Regions from separate parts of the Mus musculus genome. Here region 1 is linked to region 2. Evidence: chromatin contacts called from ENCODE Hi-C data. All regions are on one chromosome and are shown on one strand. The core of a region is the stretch at or near the end of the contact, and the rest is flanking DNA. Distances in the headings are between cores, read along the strand shown. Region 1 has its middle 23 kb from the start of Zfp266. Region 2 holds the start of Olfr873 (olfactory receptor 873).

The links. Hi-C counts contacts between places; a loop is a spot of excess contacts on that map.
Region 1: a loop to region 2 is called in a map of Patski, with 2.9 times the contacts of the local background. The contact joins the enhancer-like site here to the promoter of Olfr873 in region 2. A Hi-C loop is called at or near these places in 1 of 37 maps with a recorded cell type or tissue (Patski).

The regions. Positions count from the first base shown.
Region 1 is chr9:20,541,840-20,547,126 of GRCm38, forward strand. No RefSeq gene overlaps it. Among named protein-coding and RNA genes, the nearest start is that of Zfp266, 23 kb to the left of the region's middle. Within about 2 kb of position 2,697, at least 1 of the 3 ENCODE cell types and tissues checked has a DNase peak (open chromatin) inside an H3K27ac peak, as active enhancers do.
Region 2 is chr9:20,297,159-20,302,797 of GRCm38, forward strand. Olfr873 (olfactory receptor 873) reads left to right here and starts at 3,053. Exons shown (of 1, transcript NM_146561.1): 1 at 3,053-4,012. The coding sequence starts at 3,053. The coding sequence ends at 4,012.

The DNA of each region.
Region 1 (5,287 bases), core at 1,447-3,946, 240 kb after region 2:
TGGGAAGGCCCTGCCTCCGCCCTCTCTAAGCTGGCTCCCAAAGGAGTAGCTGATGGGAGTGCTCAGCTGTGCTCAGTTCTTAACCCATGCTCCTCACCCCACATTGCCTTTATGACTGGACTCTCAGAAATTCAGGACTTGTAGAACATGTAGAAACAAAACAAAACAAAACAAAACTAAACTAAACTAAACAAAACTAAACAAACAAAACCCACCCATGCCAAACTTGCTATGCACTGGCCGGCCACAGCAAGCCAGCTGCTCACACTCCCCAGGCCATATTCTTCCCTTTTCCTTGCTCCCAACCCAGTATCCGCTAGTGAAGACCCTCACTGGTTTGTTTCCCAAAAGCCCTGAGTGAGCCAACCTGCTGGAGTCCCTCCTTTCCCAACTGCAGAGCCTTGGACTTCGTTAGTTACAGGAGAAGAGGGTGGATTGCTCATATGAAGGAGTTCAAGAAAAGAACCAAACCTCCAGGAGCTACCCCTGAGCTGGGCACAGTGTGACCTCTTTTAAATTTTGTAATTTTATGTGTTATGTTTTTCCTGCATGTACGTCTGGGCACCACCTGCATGCCTACTGCCACTGAAGGCCATCTTCTGGAACTGGGGTTACGGATGGCTTTGAGCCACTATGTGGGTGCTGTGAATCAAACCTGGGTTGTTTGCAAGAGCAGGAAATGCTCTTACTCACTAAGGCATCTTTACAGCTGGAAAAATACATCTGTTTTTCTAACACACTGAGGGGTACTAGGAGGGCATCCTTCACTGTTTGAACCTCAAGCAAGGACGTTAGTGATGGGTGGGGTGGGGGGCATACTAATCCCAGGGCACGTCCCCAGGATGCAGGCGGTCAAAGGTTGGATCCATATAGCGCAGGAAAGAAAATGATTGGGAGGGTGAGTTAAAAAGGGAGGGAAAGAGGAGGTGGGATGATGAGGGGAGTGAGAAGAAGGAAGGGAGAAAGTGCCCGAGCCAACAAGTGACTTTAGTTTGCTCTGAGCCTGGACCACACCTCAGCTCAACCGACAGGATTTTTAAACTAACTTTGTACACAATCTGCACGCTACTGCTTTCAAAGCTATTTCATTCAGCAAGGATAGCATAATTTAATTTTTCCTATTTTTCTGCGGAAGAAAATTTGGACTTTTTCCACAAGAACCTCTCTCTCCCTCTCTCTCTGACACAGGGTCTCATGAAGCCCAGTTTGGTCTCAAACTGCTATGTAGTAGAGGATGGCCTTGAACTCCTGAATCTGCCACCTCTGCCTCCAGAGCGCTAACATTACAGGCATGTATCTCCCATACTCAGCTCCCATTCCTCATTGATGATCTTGAATTTTATTCTTTAGACTATACACATGCTCAAATTACTGAAAATTTTGTTTTTCAAAATTAGTTCAAAAAAACAAAACACCCACAAGATGTCTCTGCTGCCAGCCGTTGGACCTGAGTTCTGTTCCTGGAGCCTATATGGTCAAATTGATTCCTGCAAGATGTCCTTACACACACACATACACACACACCGCATACGTTAAATGAATTTGTAATAGAAATTTAAGAAAGAGATCCTGTCTCAAAAATAAATTTGAAAGGGATTCTGCCCAAGCCATACCTGCAACGCTCCCGACTCCAAATGCCTACACTCAAGAAAACCAAAAAGCTGGGGGCCTGGACTACAATTTCAGACTCCCACTGTGCAACAAACAGAGCCCAGCCCCAGAGGAGTTAAAACAAAAAACAAAACAAAACAAACAAACCATACACTGCAACCGGTTGAGGTGTGTTTACAATTCTCCCTGCCCTGGAATTCAGCAAGTTGGCTAGGGTGGCTGGCCAGTAAGTCCCCGGGACTGATCTTTCCTCTCTATCCCAGCATTGGGGTTACAAATGTGCACCGGGCTTTTGGTTTTACATAGTTTCTAAGGATCGATCTCAGGCGCTCAGGTCCAAGGTGGCCCTGGGTTTGATCCACATCGCCAACTTTAAAAAAGGAGAGGGGGAGGAGTAGGAACAGGAGGAGAGGAAGAGGAGGAAGAAAAGGAAAAGGATACAGCAAGCAAGGAATAGATTTCTTAGTGGCACCCCTCCTCCATCACAGGAAGTCCCAGAGCTTTTAAAGTTGTGTTGTTGTATTATTGTTTTGTTTGTTCTCACTTGCTGTGCTGTGGTTAGAATCCAGGACTTCAAACGTGGTACACAGAGGCTCAACAAAAGAGCCACACCCTGGATACTAGGATTACAGCAGAGGCCAGTCCTGTTCTGCTTGCCAGTCTGATCTCAGTTTCTGCGCCCCTGTGCATTTAGCACAATTCTCATTACGTGACTCCTGACCAGTCTGCGTAGGTTGGACTGCTTTAGTGAAAAGCTAGACGGCAGACTCGCAGGCTTTTCTGAGCATCAGGTGGGGCAAGTCCCTACGTGAAACCCTGTTCTTCAGGTCTATCCCGCTGTGCACACCACGCACTCGACCCGGGCCCCACCTCCAGACCGAACTTGGACGTGTGGGCTCCCCTCTGGGTCGAAGACCCGCTCCAGAGTAGGATTCTGGTACTCAACCCCGGCTGTTGGGTTCCCAGACCCGGCCTCTGTGCGAGTAGTAGCGACCCCACTCTTGAGCTGAGAACCTTGGTCCCGCAGCCTGGGTAGCGGCTCGACCCCAAGAATAGGTAGCCCAGCCCCAGAGTACGAGGTCCCAACCCTGAGATAGAGGCCCCTCCCCCAGGAGGGATGCCCCGCCCCCAGGAAGGATGCCCCGCCCCCGCTGTTCCAGCCAGACAATAAAGTCGGCGCTCTAGGCGGGTGCGTGCTTGGCAGCCTCGTCGCGAAGCGCTTTGTACCGGCGGCCGCTGGGCCTGAGCTCTCGCGCCCCGCCTGAGGCTGCCCCGGAAGTGACACCATAATGCAGTCTTCTCTTCCGCCGCCATCCCCTTTTGTCAAAGAACAAATTGGTGAAGGCCCTGAGTTGGTCTTTCGTGGCTGGAGCGGTTTTAGTGGCTTGGAGGGTTTGCCTGGAGGAGGAGCCGGAGAAGCCAGCGCTCCTGGGTCGGCAGGAAGTATCCTGTCGGGACACAGCGTCCCCGGGGTGGCTTTTGCGGTATTTTTCTTTTGTAAACATTTTGAGACAACAGCTCACAATGTAGGCAAGGGTGGTCTCGAACTTCTATCCTCCTGGCGCAGTAACCCTGATGTTCTGGGATTACTAGGCGTAGCCTCCATGCCTGGCTCTGGTCTGTCTTCGTTTGTCTCGTCCCCTCTTCAAAATCCCCTAGAGAACTTTCTGATTTTTTTTTCCAGAAGAAAAAAAATTAACCTGACAGCATACGTTTAGTTGAGGCCCTTCTTAAGTGGCTGCAGGTGTCTGGCGATCCGATTTTAGGCAAGCGCTGGGTAGAAAGATAATTTCAGAGAGTCGGGCAACCCTTCTTTTTCTTTTTTTTTTTTTTTTTTTAAACCGAATCCTTGGTAGCCCAGGCTCATGATCCTCCTCTCTCAGCCTTAACCAGTGCTGATATTAAAGGCGAACGTCACCATACCTGCTGCATTGTGATTCTGAGGGCAGTCAGTCCACATTCAGTAGTAGGGAAACAATGACCATCAAACCAGCATAATACTGCCACCTTGGGGTAAGAATCAATGGAGAGAAGTAATTTTAAATGGATAATGGCCAGTTTGTTGTTTGAACATAACAGCAAGAGAGGGAAGCACTTAAGGATTTGTTATTCACACTGATTACAAAATATTGGGTATATTCGTTATTTTCTCCTTGCTCTGACAAAGTGAAAGAACCAACTTAAGGTAAGAAAGACCGGCTCACAGCATGAGAAGGGGTACAGTCGCCCAGCGATGGTGGCACAAGGCAGGCAGATCCTGAGTTTGAAGCCACCCTGGTCTACATAGTTTCAAGACAGCCAGGACTGTTACACACACACACAAAAAAACCCTGTTCATAATGTATACTTACCATATGACCCAGCAAATCTACTTCTAGGTATATATTCTCGTGAAGTGAAACCCCACACAATAATTACCATGGCACCATTATTCTTCTGTTAAAGATTTGCATGTTCAGTGTAGACTCTCTCCACTTCCTCTCAGCAGCAGGTTGCCCACAGTATACCTTTTCCACACCACTGTGACTACCTCAACTTGGTCTTCTTACAGACAGAATCTTGACAAGTATAATACATCGATGGCATCCTCTTTTAAAGTGTTGAACACTAAAGTCCTACGTGTGCGGGGCTGCTGGGACAGCTCAGCCTGAGTTAAACTCCTAGGACATGATGGGAGGATGGAATCAACGGCTTCAAATGATTCTCTCATCTCCACACATGGGAATCATACACAACATGTCCTCCCATTACCACCTCCAGAGACTCCATCATGGTAATGGCTTCAGTAGTCCCATGCTTCCTGGAGTTTGGGGTTCATATCTATTTATATACTCTTGATGGAAGAAACAGCACCCTCTTTTGAAACAGTGACACATGTATTCCAACCTGATTTCAAACTGTGTAGCCAAGGATGACCTTGTACTCATGATCTTCCTGCCTTGACCTCCTGAATGCCGGGATTATAGGCATGTATCACCAGTCTGGTTTTATGCAATGGGATGGAAGCCAGGGCCTACTGCATGCTAGCCAAGTACTCTACTAACTGGGCCAAATCCCCAGCTCTCATGCCTCTCAGCCTTTTACCATGAGCCTTAAAACTATAATTGCTGGCTACACACCAGAATGTCTAGGGCATAGAGTATCTCACAGACCCTGAGCCAGTGATCCTCCATACTCATCTGCTAATTATACTTTGTGTTAGGGCTTTGCTGTGGAAGGAAGAATACCTTGGTGGATTGGGGCCAAGGAATGTTGCAGAGATCACACCACACAACAGATCTCACTAATGGAGGGTGGTGTACAAAGGTTGCCTCTAATTAAGTGAGGAAGAAAAAGAGGGAGACAAAAACAGAGTGAGAAACAAAGCAGGCAGTGATGTCAGGGACCTTTAAAGGAGGACATGTATTCCATTTGGCTGCTGGTGATGACATGGCTCGCACAAAGTTGCCGAAGGCAGGCTGTGTGGGGGACCACTTGGTTCATAACACGTTGCTTATGAAAACCCCACCAAAATAGCTAGGGTGTTCCTATAAAACCTAGGGTCCAGGCTGGACCCAGTTGAGTGCTAGCCTAGCATGTGTGAGGCCTCAGGCTGCATCCTTAGCACTGCATAAACAAAACCAAGCTAGATGTGGTGGCTCAGGCCTTAATCTTAGCCCTGAGGCTGTGGAGGGTT
Region 2 (5,639 bases), core at 1,803-4,302:
GCACCTAGGATACAACCTACACACCGTAAAAATATATAGCGAGTATAACAAGTAGAAATGTCCAAGTGAGGATGCTTCAATCCCACTTAGAAGGGAGAAGGAAATAATCATGGGAGGCAAAGGGAGGGAGAGGCCTGAGTGGGAGATATAGGAGGAGAAGGAGGGGAAAAGGGCAACAGGATCAGATATGGGGGTGGAGGGGACAGGAGAGAAGCCTAGAGGGCCAAGAGAATGAATGTAGATAAGCAACCTCGGTGAGTGGGAGGTGGGGGAGCCCTCTAGAAAGTATCAAAGACCTAGAAGGTGAAACACTGTCAGTACTCATTGAGGGTGACCTTATCCAAAATACCCAACACTGGAGAAAGGGAACTAGAAGAGTCGACCTCCAGTAGATAGACAGGGCCTCAAGTAGAGGGATAAGGTTCCTAACCCACAGTCAAAATTCCTGACCCAGAAATGTTCCTGTCTAAAAGAACTGTAGGGACAAAAATGGAGATAAGACTGAAGGACAGGTGGACCAATGACTGACCCAACTCAGGACCCATCTCATGGTGGGGCACCAAACCCTGACACTACTATGCTATGATGTGCTTACAGATGGGAGCATGACATGGCTGTCATCTGAGAGGCCCTACCAGCAGCTAACCAAGGCAGAAGCAGACACTTAAACTCATCATTGGACTGAAGTCAGGAACCCCTATGGTTGATTTAGGGCAAGGAATGAAGAAGCTGAAAGGGAGAGTGACTACATAGGAAGACCAACAGCCTCAACTAACCCAGATCCTAGGGAGCTCCTAGAGACTGACTCACCAACCAGAAGCATACATGGGCTGGTCAGAGGCCCCTGGCACATATATTGCAGAGGTCTGGCCTCAGTAGAAGAAGATGTGCTCAATACTGGAGAGACTTGAGGCCCCAGGGAAGGGGTCACCTGGTGGGGATATAGAACACCCTCTTGGAGCCAAGTGGAGGAGGAATGGGATGAGGAAATTTGGGTTAGGAAACTGAAGTTGACAGCAATAGCTGGAATGTAAAAAAATAAAATAATTTTAAAGCCAAAACAAAACCCCTTTGAAATAAGTGCTGACAATTGAATTTTATTTCATGTATGAAAAATAAAAATAAAAAATAAGAAAAGTTGAAAGGTCTATGGATAAGACTTTCCTGAAATCTCCAAACACATTTTCTCTTTTCCTTTTACTGTTAATAGTAACAAGTCCCCAAAGAAAGGGATAAGGTGGACCAATTGGCTAATTCGGAGCTGTGTGAATTGAGCCCCCAAGGTCACACAATTGAAGTAATTAGCCAGTGCCTTCAGATTTGTACTTTGCCAGGCTTTAATGTCTCTTACAACTTTTAGGCACCTTCATTGGCTTGAGCCTGCATTTTTTTTCAAGATCTGAATATATAAGCCATGGCTTCTGTGATTATCAGGAAGAAAAGAAGCAGTTGGTAATGTCCCTGCAGAGACACAGCCTAGGCCAGTAAGTGCTAATGGAGATGGTGGAAGGGTAGAGAGACTGTCAAGGTCATTGTTTCATTGTCCTCAAGAGGTATGAGTGTTGGGATGGAGTGGAGGATACAAGCATGCAAAGATTCTGCTCCAAGGGCTGAGCTGATTTTTGGAACTGGGATGAATTCTAGGAACTTTCAGAGTCTGCTTTCTTTCCACACTGGTTATCAGTCCTGTAGGCATCTCCCCCATACCATTAAGCAAAGGATCTTGTTTTAGCAGTGAGGATTGGTACAAAGTACTTTCAACTAGATTGCAAACCTTCTGGAAGACTCCAAGTGCTGTATTTCTCATATGTGTATGTAAGAATTTATGATCATAAAAAGGATGTGATATCATATTAAAAATAGCAAAGGTGATCTCAGGCATTGGATATTTTCATAGGATTGTATGTGGCTAATACAACATTCTATAAAGTAAGTTCATTATTGTTTAATTATTTCAGCTGTGTTTCTCACCAGTGCCTTATGCCAAGGCACTTTAGGGTTAAATGCACATCCATCAAAATGGAAGTCCACCAGAGTCAAAGTTAGTGTATCAGAAGCTGTGAGTTTGAGTAAGCCCTTATTATCAAGAATTCGTGGAATAAAAAATCAAATAATTAAAAAAAAAACTCCATGAGTGAAACTAGAAATTTTCTCTGTGATTATGAACTATGCTATTTTGAATCTCAGCAATGTGATCTTTAGTCTTACAGAAGTTTTATCAATAGCCAATTCTTACACTATCTTAGATTAATAGTGTATTTTCGCAGTGTTTTAATTTCCTTTAGTTATAATTGTGTTTTCTCATCATGGAAAGGATCTTTTTCTGTTTTTTCAATTATATTTCTGTTTGTATTATTTTGTGATCAAAGTATGGCTTATATATCGTTTTTGGTCTTGTACACCTTTACTAATGTAAGTGAGTGTAGAAAGAGATGGCTAACACATGTCAGTGGAAGATGAGTTTGTTTCTATGCCTTTAGACTAGTGTTGCTTATATCCTTGGTCAGATAAGCTTCCTTTTTTAGACTCACACTGGCTCAAGTGCTGAGAACAAGAACAAGTAACTGTTAAGTGTTCAGCTCTAAGTGGGACATCTATGCCACATTACCCATGATCTAGGGAAGCATCAAATAAAATCAGGTGAAAAGAGTAAAAAAAAAAAAAAAAAAAAAAAAAAAAACTGGAGAATAGGGAGAAATCTGTGAATGTTGTCTCCTGGATATGGCATGGCTATTACATGCATGCTTATATAGAAGCTGTGACCACCTATACATGACCTATACAAAAGTATGAAAGAAGAGAACTAGATGGTATCAGAAGGATGTCACCATAACTGAGATGGGGATTGATGGGGGTAATGGGAGAATATAATCATAATATATTGTATATATGTATGGAATTGTCAAAAATTAAGTCAAAAAGGAATAGTGAGATTGCAGAAGATCAGTAATTTTGCCAAAAATGTAGTCATTTGATCATTTCACAAGACAGTTGCTTTAATCCAAAATACAGTGTCGAGTGATAGTAAACTTCTGTCATTTTTATTAACACTATGTTCATTTTCAAAAGCTGTTCAAACAATATAGAACTTCAAAACCTAACACTAGTCTCAGAATTCCATCTCATGAGAATCTCTGATGATCCAGAACTGCAGCCCATTCTCTTCGGGTTATTTCTGTCTATGTACCTGGTTACAGTGCTTGGTAACCTGATCATCATCCTGGCTGTCAACTCTGACTCCAACCTCCACACTCCCATGTACTTCTTCCTCTGCAATCTGTCCTTGGCTGACATCTGTTTTATCTCTACCACAGTCCCAAAGATGATTGTGAACATCCAAACTCACAGCAAAGAGATAATCTATGTGGGATGCCTTACACAGATGTCATTTTTGATCCTTTTTGGATGTATGGATGGCTTGCTTCTGACTGTGATGGCCTATGATAGATTTGTGGCTGTCTGTCACCCACTGCATTACTCACTCATCATGAATCCTCGCCTCTGTGGCTCTTTAGTTTGCCTGTCTCTTTTGATTAGTCTTGTGGATTCTCAGGCACACAATCTCATTGCCTTACAAATCATCTACTTCAAGGATGTAAAAATTTCAAATTTCTTCTGTGACCCTGCACAACTCCTTAATCTTGCCTGTTTTAACACATTCATTAATAACATAGTCATGTATTTTGTTGGTGCTATATCTGGTTTACTTCCTATATCTGGAATTTTCTTCTCTTATTATAAAATTGTTTTCTCCATTCTGAAAATACCATCGAAAGGTGGGAGGTATAAAGCCTTCTCTACCTGTGGGTCTCATCTGTCAGTTGTTTGTTTATTTTATGGAACAGCCATTGGAGTATATCTTGGTTCAGCTGTATCACATTCTCCCAGAAGTACTGCAGTGGCCTCACTGATATACACTGTGGTCACTCCTATGCTAAATCCTTTCATCTATAGCTTGAGGAACAAGGACATTAAAAGAGCAGTGAAGAGACTTCACAGAAGAATGTTGTAATAGTAGGGCCTGTGGCACCCATTTAGAGTGTGGGTTTGTAATTACAGCAGGGGAAAAGCATCTAGATCCATGCATCCAGTTACAATAGTTTTTGGGTTTGATGACTCACAGAAAGGGACCTATCATAACTAACCTCCAAAAGACCCAACAAGCAGCTGAAAGAGTCAGATACAGATGTTTGCACCCAAACAATGGATGGAAGCAGCTGACCCCTGTTGTTGAATTAGGGAAGGCTGAAAGAAGCTGAGGAGGAGATGGCAAAATATTGATTTGCAAAATTTCAACTTAGGAAGAGCATAATTATATTCTTTGTTAAGAAGGGAATCCTGGAAACTTCATTCAATCCTCTCACACTAGTTCTGCTTTTCACAGAAGCTCTCTACATGATAGCAGAAAATATATGTCCCTATAAAGTATGTGCTAGTAATTTCAAAGCACTATGAAAGTGATGATAAATATATAAAGAGGGTGCTTATGACTGCAACGTCATGAAGGATTTATTGTTTTCATTTTAACTCTGGAGACTGAACCTAGGCAAGCACTCTGCCATGGAGCTAAATCCCAAACCCAAAAGCATTCTAGATAAAAGGCGCCTCATAATCTGACCAATGTGTCCTACATGTTGCTCATAATTTTGCATGTATAGTCTTCTCAATGTTGTAATACCACGGGTTTTGTTCTTTTACAGGAAACAAAGAGACACTGCAGTTTAATGTAACCTACTCTAGGTGTTTAAGTGGGAATAAATGAAGCCATGTTATAATACAGCCAGATGTGGCTGTGTAGTTTTAATCCCAACATTTGGAGACAGAAGCAGGCTAATCTATGTACACAACCAGTCACAGCTATATAGTAAGACTTTGTTTCAAAAAGCAACCAAATCAAACTAAAACCAAAAGCAAAATAACAACAGCAACAACAACAAAAACAGAGATGTCACAATACAGGATACCTCTCAGAGAGGATTCTGGCCCATTGCTTGTTTATTTATTTGTTGTGTGTATGTGAATGATACACATGCCACAGCAAGTATGCCAAAGGCAACTTGAAGGAGATGGTATTCTTCTTTAGTCATGTGGGTTCAAGGAATTAAACTAAGGTTGTCACACTTGGTGGCAATCTTTATCAGCTGAATCATCTTGTTTACTGCCCCCACCAGATTATCTTTTTGAAAAACCAGCAAGCTCCTTCACTTACCTGTCACTCTAAGAAGAATTCACTTGTTCACTGAGCTTTTATCAAGTGGGAGTCTGTTCCATCATTCAGACAGAAGTGGGTAGTACATACAGGGTAGATGGCTGTAGACCATAGGCTTAGTTCACAGACAGACACATGCATAATAACACATCAAATGTATCTTCTTGATCCCACTCTGGGGTATGCTTGCCGCTGTCCACATCTTTCCTGCTCTTTTAGTATTTCAACTAGTCTGAACAGGATGCCTGAAATAAGGATTTAGTTTTATTTCTTTTAAGGCACCAGGAAGAGTTTAAAGATGTTCTTCCTCTCTTTTAGTATTCGAGATCTTGGGGTTTCTTAAAAAGTTGGTAGTTAGGGTTTGGGTGTATGATTTAGTGAGGTAGTTAGCATGTATCGGTCCCTAGATTTGATCCATAGCACAGGAAAA